Linked DNA regions of Homo sapiens: region 1 is linked to region 2. Evidence: chromatin contacts called from ENCODE Hi-C or POLR2A ChIA-PET data. All regions are on one chromosome and are shown on one strand. The core of a region is the stretch at or near the end of the contact, and the rest is flanking DNA. Distances in the headings are between cores, read along the strand shown.

Region 1 (3,958 bases), core at 1,070-3,569, 730 kb after region 2:
AAACAAACCCGGAGTGGCTGCTTACACCTCGGCCTTATCCACAAGGCATGTCCCAAGCCCAGACTCTGGACACCCAGAGAAGAACCCAGCACTGAACACCAGGCCGAATGGGCTCCAACACCCACGCTAGAGAAAGCCCCAACCACCTGACCCAGAGAGAACTTACAACTGGGCTCTGAACACAGAGAAAAGGTCCCAGCACCTGACCCAGACGCATCTACACAGGCTGAGTTTCCATTACAAACTCAGTACTGGATCACTACAACGCCATCCAGAAACTCCCGTAAAGAACCGAACATCCAAATGCGAGCACCCAGAGAGGGTCCCAGCACCCAAACCCTGAACACTAAGAGGAGATCCCAACACCCGAACCGGGTCCATTTGGATCTGCTTCCAACCCAGACCCAGAACATCCCGATTAGATGCCTACAATTGACTCAGATCTGGAGCCCACACCGGGAATGGACTCACCCAGTCCTCCCTCCTCCCCATCCAGCCTCGGTGAGGCTCATCCTGAGAGGTCTTCCAAGTTCGAAGACTTTTTCTGCCGATATGTGTGACCATCGATCGGGATGACTGCGACTGGGGAAGGGAGCAGGAGGCCAGGCCTGTTCCCTTTGGGGGAAAGGGGAGGGGATCCAGTTTGCAGGGCTAGGGTGGGAGCGGGCAGGCGGGGTGTGCGCCCCGGCCGCTTCCAGTCGGCGCGGGAGCTGGGACGGAAGCTGTGCGCCCTCGGAGCCCCTGCAGTCCCCTCACCGGGCGCTCCCAAACAGCCCGCGGGGCGCTGGGCGCGGGGCCAGGAAATCCGGCGCCGGCCCTTGAAGCGCACCCGGGCCGGGAGGGGGCGGCGGGGGCGGCGGGGGCGGGCTGGGCGCTGGCACCACGACCGCCCGCTGAGCAACGTGACTGCGCGGGCTCGGGTCCCCACCAGGACAAGGCGGCCTCTGTGCCGACCCAGCTGATTCCTCTCGGGCTGCAAATCCCTTCCGGCTGACAGCCCTGCCGGCTGGGGCCAGGCAAGGGAACGGGAAGCGGGGTTGGGGGCGAGGTGGGCGCTGAGGATTGGAGCCCATTGGCGGGAGGCCCCCAGGAAGGCCGTCTGCTCCGTACATCCAGGGTAGCAAAGGCTACCGTTCCCGGACAGAGAAGCCGAGGCTAGGAGAGGTCCAATTACTAGCCCAAGTCGCACAACTTGTTTCTTGGTTAAAGCCAGAGTTCTAAATGACGCCCCATGATAAACTCTGTATTTGTTGTTGAGAGTTAGGTGGCGTTATTAGTCTCAGTTTATAAATGAAGGAATGTGAGGCTCAGAGTTGAAGCCGCCAGCCCAACGTCCTAAGACAAGAAGGGAGTGAGGCTGGGACTGGAGCCCAGGACTGCCTGCTCCAAAACATGGGGGCCAGGCAGTCCCAGCAGACCCCTGACCCCAGGTAATCACTGACAACAAGCCGGAGGCTCTGCCATGGGCCCGTCCCAGGGTCCCCCTGCTCATGGCCTTCTGTCTGGTTGGTTCAGTGTGGTGGACCCGAGGAATGAGTTCCGTTAATCTCCTGGAGGACAGATGTGGGGCTGAAGGAGGGAGATGGGGTGAGGGTGGAGGCGCCAGGTGGCTGGAGAGGGGACTGGAGGGCAATGCATCTGGGAAATGACTTTCCAGAGGTCCCTCTGCCCTCCCCCTGCAGCTGGGGACGGAGCTGGAACCCCAGAGGCCATGAGGGTGGGCTGGGGAACCATCCAGGATCCAGCCTCACCCTGGCCTCCCAGGAACAGGATGGGGATTGTCCCGTGAATTCTATGGAATTAAAAAATGGCACCTTCTCAGCGGGAAGGGAGCTCGGCTGGTTCCCGGGACTGTCTGGCTTCTGTCCTGACTCCTACAACTGCGGCGGCTTGGGACTTTTTCCATTCCTTGACCAAGATTTGACCTAGACAGGGAGTGTGGGGGCTCAGGGGAGGAGGGAGGATGGCAGGCGCATGGGGGCGACTGCTGAGTGGACACGTGACCTCCCGCTATGCATGTGCCTGTGTGTCTGCACAGAATGAATATCTCTGTGATGTTCTTATGCACATGTGCCTCTGAGAACGGATCGTGGTGGCTCTGGCGGGGTGGGCGTATTGTATCTGTGGGTGCTGTTTGTGCCTGGGCACCTTGACCCTGCCAGGATCTGCGTTATCTCTCCGAGTCTGTGTGTTTGTGGCTGAACCTGTATCTATGAGTCTTTGTGTGTGTCTGGGTTTCCGCCCCCAACAGAGCCTGAATGCCATTTTGCTGCCTGAATGTGCAGAGGAATGTAGGGGGCCAAGGGAGAGGGGAGCACATGTCCTGGGCTGTGGGCCTGCTGGTTATGGAAAACTACTGAGGCCTCCTGGAGCTGGGCAGGCCAGGCCCGGCCCAGAGCCAGGCTCTGCAGCTTTTGCCCTTCCAGGCTCCTCCCACCCCTTCTCTGCAGGGCTGGGGACCTGCTGAGATGGGTTCTTGGTGGAGCAGAGAGCATGGCCTCCCTCCCACCACTCCCCAGATGGTTTGCCAGGCCTGGGGGAAAAGTAAGAGGGCGAGATTAGTTTCCTCTGAAGTCCTCCCAGCCCCAACATTCTCTCCATTCTGTGAATGTTAAAGGGATTTTAAAAAGGCAACTTCACCTCTATTTTGGGGGATGGTGAAAGCAGTAGGGTCTCAGACTGTTAGAGCAAGAAGGCTCCTAAAGATTATCTAGTCCCACCCCCTCCGTCTTACAGATGAGGGCACAGGCCCAGAGTGAGGGATCTGGATCCCCCAATCACCTTCTGGAAGGGCAAGGACCATGTTATCAGGTCCGCTGTCTCCCCATCACCACAGGCCTCTCCTCCATCATGCTGCATGACCTACCCTGGGTAGAGGAAGAGGAATTTGAGAAGGCCTTGGAGGGAGCATTTTGACATATGGAGGTGGGGTTGAGACTCTGGGTGGCAAGAAGACATGGGTTAAGGTGTGGAAGTGGGCAGCTGAGGAGTGCGGTCAGAATGGAGAGTGGGACAATTGGACACACTGGGTCCTAGGACTGAAATGGCGTGTCTGAGCTATACATGAGGGTCCCCGCAGACCAGGTGGAAGCATGTGGACTTTATCCTGTAGGTGATTCTGGTAAGAGGTAAAATTGCCATGTAGCTGAGTGGTTTAGGGCACATGATCTGCAGTCGAATCAGATTATCTTGTATTCCAATCCCAGCTCTAAGACTTTGGTAACTGTATAACCACACATCCCTGAGCAGATTAAACGCTCCATACCTCACTTTTCTCATCATTGGAATGGAGGTAATAGGCCATGCATGGTGGCTTGCATCTATAATCCCAGCACTTTGGGAGGCCGAGACAGGACAATAGCTTGAGTCCAGGAGTTTGAGACCAGCCTGGACAATGTAGTGAGGCCTTGTCTCTATTAAGAAAAAAAAAAAAAGAAATGGAGATAATGATAGTATTTCCCTTCCATGTTTGTCTTGAGGAATAAAGGAGAATACAGGCAAAGCCCTCAATGCCTGACACTGGTCAGTGCTCAGTAATAGCTGTGATGCTCCTGGTGGTGAGGCCTGTATTTAAGGCTAGCCCAGAGGGACAGAGAGAGGACAGGGACACCAGTGGGGAGTCCACGAGAATCATGTGGATGAGATGCCACGCTGAGGTCCATGACGCTGTCCCCTGGGTTAACTGGCTGGAGTCCTCAGCAGGGCTGCAGGAAGGTGGGCAGAACCCCCTCCACTGAGTGGCCTTGAGTTTGTTCCTGGGTGACCAGCACCTGAAAAACCATTTTCAGAGGAGGATTGGTGGGATGGGGAGGAGACTGGGGAGAGATGGGGCTCAGCTTCTGACAGCCTGAGGGTAGTGGGGTGGGGCCCGGGAGAGATTTGGGAAGCTCAGGTCACTCATTGCTCGTGGTGCTGGAAGTTGCTGGTTTGGGTGAGGTCATGCACCAGCCTAAGAGAG
Region 2 (4,415 bases), core at 1,622-4,121:
CTCCATTACCCAGGTACAGAATGATGGCTTGAACTAGATAGTAGCAATGAGTAAGATAAATAAGATGCAGTCTCAGCCGGGCACAGTGGCGCTTGACTGTAATCCCAGTTATTAAGGAGGCTGAGGCAGGAGGATAGGATCACTTGAGCCCAGGAGTTCAAGTGCAGCCCGGGCAACACAGCAAGCCCCCATCTCTAAAAAATAAATAACGTACAGTCTGTCTATGGTCTCCCAACACTTAGGCAGAGGCGGAAGATTGCGTGAGCACAAGAGTTCAAGACTAGCCTGGGCAACATAAGGAGACTGTCTCTACAAAAATAAAAAAATTAGCCGGCAGGGTGGTGTGCATCCTTGGTCCCAGCTATGTGGGAGGCTGAGATGGGAGGATTGGGCCCAAGAGGTCAAGGCTGCAGTGAGTTGTGACTGCGCCACTGCACTCCAGCCTGGGTAACAGAGTGAGACCCTGTCTTTAAAAAAAAAAAAAGAGAGAGAAACTAGACTTAGCTCCAAGTCTGGAGCTTTTGGGGTTTTCTTCCTTTATAAAAATTTTTTAACTTTATAGAAATGGGATCTCACTATGTTGCTCAGACTTGTCTTGAACTCCTGTTTAGCACCACCTCTTACAAGTGTTGGGCAGCTCCGCTTCTCTCACTTGTCTGGAATTCTAAGGCACTTCCCTGAAGTGCTCATCCTGAGCTAATATGGGATAGGGCTGGAGAGAGAACAGAGGTGGATAGCTGCCAGAATGAGGTGGGAAGGTGGGGATCAGCAGCCTTTGGGAAGGAAAGAAGTATGAGTCCCAGGGTATTAAAAGGTGGAGGGGCAATAAAATTTATTACATATGGGATTCATACTAAATGAGTAGATTTTAGCTTCTCTTGCCACAATAAACAAAAAAAATGGATAACTGTGTGAGATGATGGCTCTGTTAATTTGCTTCACTATAGTGACTTTTTGACTATCCCATAACATCATGTTGTGTACCTTAAATATATAGATTTAAAAAAGTGGAGGAGTATCTCTCCTCAAAAAAAAAAAAAAGAAAAAAAGAAAGAAAGAAAGAATAAAGCAGGCCGGGCATGGTGGCTAACGCCTGTAATCCCAGCACTTTGGGAGGCCCAGGTGGGAGGATCACTTGAGCTCATGAGGTTGAGACCAACCTGGGCAACAAAGTGACACCCTGACTCTAAGAAAAATAAAAAATAAATAAAAAGCTAGGATGGCCAAAGCAGCAGGGGGAATTCTGGAACATTGTGAGGAGGAAAAGCTTAAAGCCTAGATTGAGAAGGCAGACCTAGATTCAAGTCTAATATTCCATAGCTTACTTCCTTTGTGCCTACATCAGTTATTTAGTTTCTCTTAGCCTCTGTTTCCCTGCCTATAATATGGGAACAATAATCATAGCTATGTAGCAAAAGAGACCATGCACAGGCTGCCAAAAATAAAGGTCCCCAAGACAGCTGTTATTATTTATAAGGTCCCAGTGTCAGCACAGAAAAGAGTATAGTAGTTGACTGTCTTGGGAGACGGGAGTGGACTAGAAGGGAGGGTGCAGAGCAGGATAGCCTTCAAAGAGGAGATATTATCCAGCTCAAGGGACAGATCCTTAAAAGACACAGATTGCCCAGAGGAATGAAGTAGTGGTTTTATTGTTTTGTATTGTTTGCAATCTTGTCCTAGCTTCATCTGAATTCTGAATTCTCTGAAAGGAACACAGCCCAGAGCTGGGCTGCAATAGCCCTACAAAAACCTTGATTGGACACTGGCAGTGCTTCAACAGCTGAGTGTTCAACACTTCACATGACCTAGACGCTAAGATAAATGAGCCTTCACCTGATCCTTTTCTCCCTCTGTATTTATTGTAAGAGGAAATCAGAAAATGAGAAATGAATTTAAAATGAGCCAAGACTTGCAAGAGGGAGAGGGAAAAACACGAGAGAGCCCCTTCTATTATTCCTAGCCCGGGAAGAGCCTTCCAGATTTCCTGGGTATCTTTATCTAATATTTTATAATTCTTGAATTAGGTTTTTTAAAAGGCTATATGTAGGCCATCTGAGAGGTCTCAGCACTACTGACTGCTATTTAAGGAAAATGCTTGGGCATTGGTCGCTATGCACACTTAAAGAGCATTCAATAATCATTTAGCAAGCACCTACTCTATACCAGATGTTGTACTAAATACCAAGGAGTCAAAAGAGAATAAAAGAGAAGCAGACATGTAAACAGTTAATCCCAATGCAATTTGGTAGAAATTTATACTTGTGCCATGGAAACAGAAAAGAAGCAAAGCTTAATTCTGTCAAATTGGATGAGGTGGAGGGTGGGGCACAGTCACTGGGGCCAAAGAAAGCTTCATCCTTAAAAGGTAAAGTTAAGGCTAAATTTTAATAAATGAGTAGGAATTTGCCACGCAGAGATAGAAGCAAGACTGGGAGTAGAGAAAGGCAATTGGGGGCAGAGAACAGCTTGTGCAAAGTCAAAGAGGTTGGGTAGATACAAGAAAAGTAGAGGCCACAGAAGTGATAGTCTTATAAGTAGTCATTAAATATTGGTGGCTGATGGCAATAACTAACTCATGCAGCTAGACCACATCACTCTATGTAAACCATCAAGTTCCTGTCCTCTGGTAGCTTGGTGTTAACTTCAGATTATATCAGTAAAGGCAAAATGTGATCCTTCCCAAAGACTCTACTACTTAATCATTATTAGTAGAAAGGAGTAGCTTAGTTTATTTTTTCCCAGTAGAAGGCATTAGCCTAAAATACTTTTTTTTCCTAGGCTGTCAATGATTTTGCACTAGTGCATTCATAACAATCTGCCATCCCCCACCTGCAACCCATCTCCATGTTCCTTGTAACCACCTGGTTCAAACCTTGGCTTACCTCCACTCTTAGAATCAGCCGAGCTAATTAAAAGCACAGTGAAAGACACAAAGGCACCAAGACAGCTGAGCAAACATTAACAAATGCGTAAGTAAATAAAGTACTTGTATTATGTGTAAGCAATGGTGCAGATGAAACTTGGGTGGCACTAGGAAGGGTGAGTCAGAGGATGTTCAAACAGAGTAGGATCAAGGAAAATCTCTCTGCCAGTTAGTTAGCAATATCTTTTGGGATGATAGAAAGGAACCTGGTTAGCAGGAAAAAGTAGCCAAGGTTTGCAGCCCAAAGGAACCTGAAACTCTGGTACAAACTCAGTAGTAAGAAACAATTATTTAAAGTTGCAAAGATAATTGGCTTACTTCATGCCTAATGAGCTAAATAAGAACCATCAAGAAACCCCAATGCTAGATGGAGTTTGGTGGGGGAATAGTTAACATTTACTGTTCTTTGTGTGAGTAGCAACACAATAGGCCCTTTGCATCTGTTTGGTTTTTTTAATCCTTACAGTAAAACTACAAGATGGTCATCGTGTGAAAGAAGAGGAAACAGGCTCAGTACTTTAAGTGTCAGAGGCAGGATTTGAAGCCAAAATTGTCTGATCCTAAGCCCTCTCTCCTGCCTTCAAAGACTCTAAACCAGCAGGATTGTTTACACCAATATGCGAGTCGTAAGGTCCTGGGTGAGGCACTGTGAGAAGGTGTGTTTACATCCAAGTGTCACAAATAAAGGGTAAAGAGACCCTGTGGAAGACTATATAATTGTTCCCAAACACTTACTGTGCCTTCCAGAATTGGATTGTAATTTCCTATTGACAGCAGGCTTGGCTGTGTGACTTGCATTAGCTAATGAAATGTGAGTGGCAGTATGAGCCACTTCTAGCTGGAAGCTCTCAGTCAATGTGCTGCACCATGTTTTCCTTTCCTGCTGTCCTCATGACAAGCAACATTCTGGATAGAGGCTAATCCATCAGCCTCAGTCCCAGAGTGAAGACAATGTGCAGCAAAGCCACAGCTGACCTGGGAAGGACACAGCATAAGCGAGAAAAACAACCTTTGCTGATTAGGCCACTGAGATTTTGGGGTTGATACCATAGCATAACAGAGCCTATAATGACTAATGCAGACACTTTCTGAATCTTGCTCTTTAGTGACACAAATTTCTGGTGTCATCTTCAGGTAGAAAGATTGCTTGGGGATTATGAGAAGATATAGAGAATGGGATGATTGGTGTAGTATAGTGAAAGGCTTTAAAATACAGTATTTGAGGTATTTGAGGCAGCGCATGGTGGCTCACACCTGTAATCCCAGAGCTTTGGGAGGCCAAGGCATGAGGATTGCTTGAGGCTAAGAGTTAGAGACCCGCCGGGAGTGGTGGCTCATACCTATAATCCCAGCACTTTGGGAGACCAAGGCGGGTGAATCACCTGAGGTCAGGAGTTCAAGACCAGCTTGGCCAACATGGTGAAACCCCGTCTCTACTAAAAATACAAAAATTAGCTGAGCGTGGTGGTGCATGCTTGTAATCCCAGCTACT

The links. Hi-C counts contacts between places; a loop is a spot of excess contacts on that map. ChIA-PET counts read pairs that join two places held with the same protein, here RNA polymerase II (POLR2A). Pooled maps may share reads with other maps.
Region 1: a loop to region 2 is called in a map of B cell, with 5 times the contacts of the local background. The contact joins two enhancer-like sites. A Hi-C loop is called at or near these places in 1 of 168 maps with a recorded cell type or tissue (B cell), 1 of 37 single-sample maps with no recorded cell type and 15 of 50 pooled maps. POLR2A ChIA-PET finds 5 or more read pairs at or near these places in 1 of 52 experiments (MCF 10A).

What each region holds. Positions count from the first base shown.
Region 1 is chr1:43,067,557-43,071,514 of GRCh38, forward strand. No RefSeq gene overlaps it. Among named protein-coding and RNA genes, the nearest start is that of CFAP144, 78 kb to the right of the region's middle. RefSeq lists a silencer at 716-815 and an enhancer at 1,938-2,905. Within about 2 kb of position 2,320, at least 4 of the 41 ENCODE cell types and tissues checked have a DNase peak (open chromatin) inside an H3K27ac peak, as active enhancers do.
Region 2 is chr1:42,337,325-42,341,739 of GRCh38, forward strand. No RefSeq gene overlaps it. Among named protein-coding and RNA genes, the nearest start is that of FOXJ3, 4.3 kb to the left of the region's middle. Within about 2 kb of position 2,872, at least 3 of the 41 ENCODE cell types and tissues checked have a DNase peak (open chromatin) inside an H3K27ac peak, as active enhancers do.